Regions from separate parts of the Homo sapiens genome. Here region 2 is linked to region 1. The links are chromatin contacts, found by Hi-C or POLR2A ChIA-PET in ENCODE. All regions are on one chromosome and are shown on one strand. The core of a region is the stretch at or near the end of the contact, and the rest is flanking DNA. Distances in the headings are between cores, read along the strand shown.

Region 1 (2,943 bases), core at 193-2,692:
GCAACAAGGACACTCTGCTATATACAATATCTATCAGAGTGCTGGTAAATGCCTCACAACCATCAAGCCATCTCCCTCCCCCATATATTTATTCCTCTGTGAAGCCTTTCTTCTTCCCCCTCTATTACACTGAGTTGCTCTCTGTCCTGTTCACACTTCGATCAGAGCACTTATTACACAGTATAATGACGACGTGATTATGTATTTATCTCCCCTCACCAGAGCTCTGGAGGGCAGGAATCCGAGTACCACAATACAGGATGCAGAGCAGGCCTAAAATATTTATGGGAAGGATGGGAGCCGGACTATGATGGATCGCTTTAAATACCAGGGAAAGGACTTTCCACTCAAACCAAAATTCAACAGAGTATTAAATTTTCTTGCACAGAGGAATGACTTGCAGAATACAGTGTGCCATAAAAATGCACCCGGTCATTGTGTGAAGTTGGATGGGAATGTGGCAAAACCAGTTAGGAAGTTGCTGAGGTGACTCTGTCCATGGAGAGGAAGAACTACATCTAAAAGGCATTTCAAAGAAAATACAGGCCAGGCACGGTGGCTGTCGCCTGTAATCCCAGCACTTTGGGAGGCCAAGGCAGGCGGATCACGAGGTCAAGAGATCGAGACCATCCTAGCCAATATTGTGAAATCCTGTCTCTACTAAAAATACAAAAATCAGCTGGGCGTGGTGTCGTGCGTCTGTAGTCCCAGCTACTCAGGAGGCTGAGGCAGGAGAATCGCTTGAACCCAGGAGGAACCCAGGAGGGGGAGGTTGCGGTGAGCCGAGATCGCGCCAGCCTCGTGACAGAGGGAGACTCCGTCTCAAAAAAAAAAAAAAAAAAAAAAAGGAAAGAAAGAGAAAATACAAACAAAAGCTGAGATTTGCTGAGTTCCTACCATGTGCTACGCAATGCCAACAACAAGGTGGCATGGAATAATCCTCATGTCTGTTAAGTGGGTGGGGGTAGGAGTGGGGGTAGGAGTAGGGGAGTGTCACACATCTGCAAACGGTAACGTTGAACTTCCAAAGTAGGTCCATCGGGCTCTCAGGACCCGCGGCTGTCCGAGGCCTCAGTTGCCTCAATTAGTCTTAGGCTAACTTCCTCCTTGCGCTGGGGGGTGGGGAATACTTTCCCGTGCGGAGGCCTCAGCTCCTCAATGTACAGAGAAGAGCCTTGCAGGGCCTAAACACTGGAGTTCAGGGATCCTTTATCAAGCTGCCAAACCTTTTCAGGGGCTTGGAAGGACACCTAAGGGCGGAAGCGGGCGCGTTGTGGCCCCCGTGGGGCAGTGGGAAGGCAGCAGGGCCTCGCGGGCGGAGGCCGGAGCGCCGCTGACGCCGGAGCGGAAGCCGCTGAGTCATGGTGGGGGCAGGAATGCAGCGCATTTGGAGAAGGCCCGGGACGCCGGCGGCTCCAGCATTACTGAGCAGTGACTTGGCGTCCGCACCTTCACTGCAGTCGGGAACCACCAGTGACGGCGGTGACCGGAAGAGCTGAGTCACCGCAGGCGACGGCGAGCGACGCCGGCGGGGAGGGGCTGACGCGCCTGGGGCCGCGCGCCTGGGCTCCAGGGCCCCGCGCGTCGCCACGATCCCGACGTTGCAATCCCCGCCAGCTCGGCGGGGGCCGCACGGGGCTGGGTCTCCCGGATCCCGCCCGGGGATTGGAGTCTGAGGCTGAAATTTGAAATCTTGAAGTGGCCCCAAGCCACAAATACTACAGACTGGTTTCAGTGGGAATTAGGACCTTGTGAAAGGAGACAGCAGTGCCCCAAAGACTGGGTAGATTTTGAAGATCAAAGGCACTTGCCTAGGAACAAAAATGATTTGCCTGACTCAGTTCCAAAATGCAGCAAATAATAATTAAAGCGAAACACACACGCACTGTTTTTTTTAAATGCAAGAGCAAAACTTTTAAAATTCCAAAAGAAAATAAATCTTGGTTTCCGAGATGAATTCGTCAAAGGAAAATATCTTGGGGCCCCCATATCACTAAGCTAAAGGGAAAAGTCAAGCTGGGAACTGCGTAGGGAAAACCTGTCTCCCATTCTATTCAAAGTTACCCCTCTGCTCACTAACATAAATGCGTTATCTGATTGCCTCTTTTGGAGGCTGGGTGCGGTGGCTCACACCTGTAATCCCAGCACTTTGGGAAGGAGAGGCGGGCGGATCACTTGAGGTTAGGAGTTCCAGACCAGCCTGGCCAACATAACGAAATCCCGTCTCTACTAAAAATACAAAAATTAGCCGGGCATGCTGGTGGGCGCCTGTAATTCCAGCTACTCGGGAGGCTGAGGCAGGAGAATCGCTTGAACTCGGGAGGCGGAGGTTGCAGTGAGCCGAGCTCAGCCACTACGCTCCAGCCTGAGCAACAGAGCCAGACTCCCTCTCAAAAAATAAGATTAAAAAAAAAAAAGAATCCAGGCTGGGCACGGTGGCTCACGCCTGTAATCCTAACACTTTGGGAGGCCAAGGCGGGTGGATCACCTGAAGTCAGGAGTTCGAGATCAGCCTGGTGAACATGGAGAAACCCCTATCTCTACTAAAAATATATAAATTAGCTGGGCGTGGTGGCGGGCGCCTGTAATCCCAGCTGCTTGGGAGGCTGAGGCAGGAGAATCGCTTGAACCCGGGAGCAGAGGTTGCAGTGAGCCGAAATTGGGCCACTTCTCCCCAGCCTGGGCGAAAGAGGGAAACTCCATATGAAGAAAGAAAGAGAGAGAGAGAGGGAGGGAAGCTCAAAAGAATGCAACCATTTGTCTCCTATCTACCTATGACCTGGAAAGCCCCCATTTCCAGACCAAACCCGTGTTGATCTTATATATGTCGATTGATGTCTCATGTCTCCCTAAAATGTAGAAAACCAAACTGTGCTCTGACCACCTTGGGCACATGTCCTCAAGGAGGTCCTCAGGGCACGTATCCTCAACCTTGGCAAAATA
Region 2 (2,943 bases), core at 265-2,764, 150 kb before region 1:
AAATGTCCTTCTGTGAATTAGACTGGACCAGTAGCAAGAGCAAAGTATTTTCTCCATAAGGGGAAAGGAGATGTATAAAGAAGTATGAGGGCCCTGAAAACAAATCATATTCTCATTTCAGCCGCTCTACAAAGAGTGCCAGAAAAGGTAAGAGAAGGGGATTCACAAACCTAAGATTTTTTTTAGTGAAATGATTCACTCATCATTTACTTAGGGCTGAGTTTTAAGAATAAACAGTAAGGGGCTGGGCACGGTGGCTCATACCTGTAATCCCAGCACTTTGGGAGGCTAAGGTGGGTGGATCACTTGAGGTCAGGAGTTACAAACCAGCCTGGCCAACATGGTGAAACCCCATCTCTACTAAAAAATACAAAAATTAGCCAGGCGTAGTGGCGGACACCTGTAATCCCAGCTAACTGGGAGGCTGAGGCAGGAGAATCACTTGAACCCGGGGGATGGAGGTTGCAGTGAGCTGAGATCACACCATTATACTCCAGCTTGGGTGACACAGCAAGACTCCATCTCAAAAAAAAAAGAGAAGAAACAGTAGGAAAACTTAATCCTCAGAAACACCTACATAGGCCCACCTCCTGAAACCTGTGTATCACAGGTACCTTAAATTCTCAATTATTTAGACCCTTGGAAATTCAAACAATATTAGGAATATGACATCACCAACATGACTGTCCTATTGTCCTAGAAACAACGACTAATTATTTGTTCAACACATATAGATTATACAAACATCAGCAGATCCAGATATAAGATCTAAAGCCCATTTCCAAGAACAATTTCAAAATTAGTCAACTATGTGTGAGTCTATCTTTGTGAATCTGCTTCCAAGGAAGTACAGTTCAAATCAATCATAACAGACTTTTTTTTAAAGCATACATGCCTTACAAGAACTTCTAATAGGTTTTTTATCTGTTCTGTTTTGACCAAGCCAGAAATAAATCGACATTTGTTGTTGTTGTTGTTTTGAGATAAGGTCACACTCTGTTGCCCAGGCTGGGGTGCAGTGGCACAATCACGGCTCACTGCAGCCTCAACCTCCTGAGCTCAGGCTATCCTCCCACCTCAGCCTCCAGAGTAGCTAGGACCACCACGCCCAGCTAATTGTTTAAATTTTTTTGTAGAGTCAGGGTCTAGCTAGGTTGCCCAGGTTGCTCTCAAATTCCTGGGCTTACGCAATCCTCTGACTTCAGCCTCCCTTACAGGCATGCTCCACCACACCCAGTTTAAAGACATTTTTATATCTGGCCTCTTGAAGGTGATAGGGAGGATAATATAAAGATCTGTGAAACTACAATGGGAAAAAATTGATTTTATCAACAGAATATTTTATGTCTAGTTCATACAGATTCTGCTTCCAGTCATGGCAGAGTAGCTCCCTTCAGACCAACTTTCCTGCAGACAAGTATGAGCTTGTCTGGAGAATTAAAAAGCAAGAAGATTCTCAAGTAGGGAAGAAGGTCAGCACTTCAAAGAAGGTAATGATACTGGGTGAGTTTCCCTTTTTTATGGCTTCCAGTCAGGCAAGTACCTGTCTGTCATAAGAGGTGGGTAAAACTCAAAAACTCATAATCTTACTAGCTTAAGAAACCAGAGGGCAAATTTTAAGGCAAACCACAGCAGCTGGGAAGTGAAAGAGGGAGATTCCAGAGAGAACCACAGAAGGGAAGACCCAAAAATCTGTGTACAAACTCTGCCTACAAACCTGGCTGATCCCTGAAACACGCATGCATGGAGAAGACCCCAAGCAGCCAAGTTAAGGGTAAAAGAACTGAACTGAAATTTAAGTTGCCACCCACTACAGGGAAACAGTTAACTTAAAAATAATAACAATAATAATAATAAAATAAAAAAAGAATGCTCTCTGGAGGGAGGTAACAGAATCTAGTTCTTTACAATCCAGAACTGCTCAGCATATAAAGAAACAGGAAAATATGACCCATTCTCAAGAGAAGAGTCAATCAACAGAAACCAACCCTGAGTTTACTCAAATACTGGAATTAGCAAACAAGAATTTTAAAGCAGCTATGATCATAATGAATGAAAAAATAGATCTCAGGCCAGACATGGTGGCTCACTCCTGTAATCCCAGGACTTTGGGAGGCCGAGGCGGGAAGATCACGAGGTCAGGAGTTCGAGACAAGCCTGGCCAATATGGTGAAACCCCGTCTCTACTAAAAATATAAAAATCAGGCGGGTGTGGTGGCGTGTGCCTGTAGTCCCAGTTACTGGGGAGGCTGAGGCAGAAGAATCTCTTGAGGTTGAGGTGGAGATTTCAGTAAGCCAAGATCGTGCCACTGCACTCCACCCTGGGCAACAGAGCAAGACTCCGTCTCAAAAAAAAAAAAAAAAAAAACAGATCTCAACAGAGAACAGACATTACAATGCAGTGGGCTGGCTTAAAAGCAGATTGGAAATGACAGGAGAGATACTGACCTTGAAAAATGAACAACAAAAATTATCCAATCAGAAATACAGACAGAAAAAAGGATTAGGAAAAGAAAGAGCTGGCTGGGCGTGGTAGCTCACACTTATAACCTCAGCACTTTGGGAGGCCAAGGTTGAGAGGACTGCTTGAGGCCAGGAGTTCAAGACCAGCCTAGGTAACACAGCAAGACCCCATCTCTACACAATAAAATGTATAAATTAAAAAAGAAAAGGGCAGCAGGAGAGAGGACCTCAGAGATGTGTGGGGCAACAAGTCTAACATAATATAATTGGAGTTCCAGAAGGAAAATAGAAAGAATGAGGCAGAAAACAATATTTGAAGAATTAATAATCAAAATTTTCCCAAATTTGGTAAAAGACAAAAATTTACAGATTCAAAAAGCTCAATGGACTCCAAGCAGTATAAATGCCAATAAAATAATACACAAGTACACCACAGACAAACTTCTAGAAACCAATGATAAGAGAGAACCTTGAAAAGAG

Evidence for each region. Hi-C counts contacts between places; a loop is a spot of excess contacts on that map. ChIA-PET counts read pairs that join two places held with the same protein, here RNA polymerase II (POLR2A). Pooled maps may share reads with other maps.
Region 2: a map of cardiac septum shows a loop between it and region 1 (1.8-fold over the local background). The contact joins two enhancer-like sites. A Hi-C loop is called at or near these places in 1 of 168 maps with a recorded cell type or tissue (cardiac septum) and 8 of 50 pooled maps. POLR2A ChIA-PET finds 5 or more read pairs at or near these places in 4 of 52 experiments (GM10248, GM12878, HEK293T and 1 more).

What each region holds. Positions count from the first base shown.
Region 1 is chr11:9,363,034-9,365,976 of GRCh38, forward strand. No RefSeq gene overlaps it. Among named protein-coding and RNA genes, the nearest start is that of IPO7, 20 kb to the right of the region's middle. RefSeq lists enhancers at 678-1,877, 1,513-2,214 and a silencer at 1,508-1,687. Within about 2 kb of position 1,443, at least 41 of the 41 ENCODE cell types and tissues checked have a DNase peak (open chromatin) inside an H3K27ac peak, as active enhancers do; they include GM12878, where a contact is called at or near this core.
Region 2 is chr11:9,209,582-9,212,524 of GRCh38, forward strand. All of the region lies in intron 1 of DENND5A (DENN domain containing 5A), which reads right to left. Among named protein-coding and RNA genes, the nearest start is that of DENND5A, 54 kb to the right of the region's middle. Within about 2 kb of position 1,515, at least 2 of the 41 ENCODE cell types and tissues checked have a DNase peak (open chromatin) inside an H3K27ac peak, as active enhancers do; they include GM12878, where a contact is called at or near this core.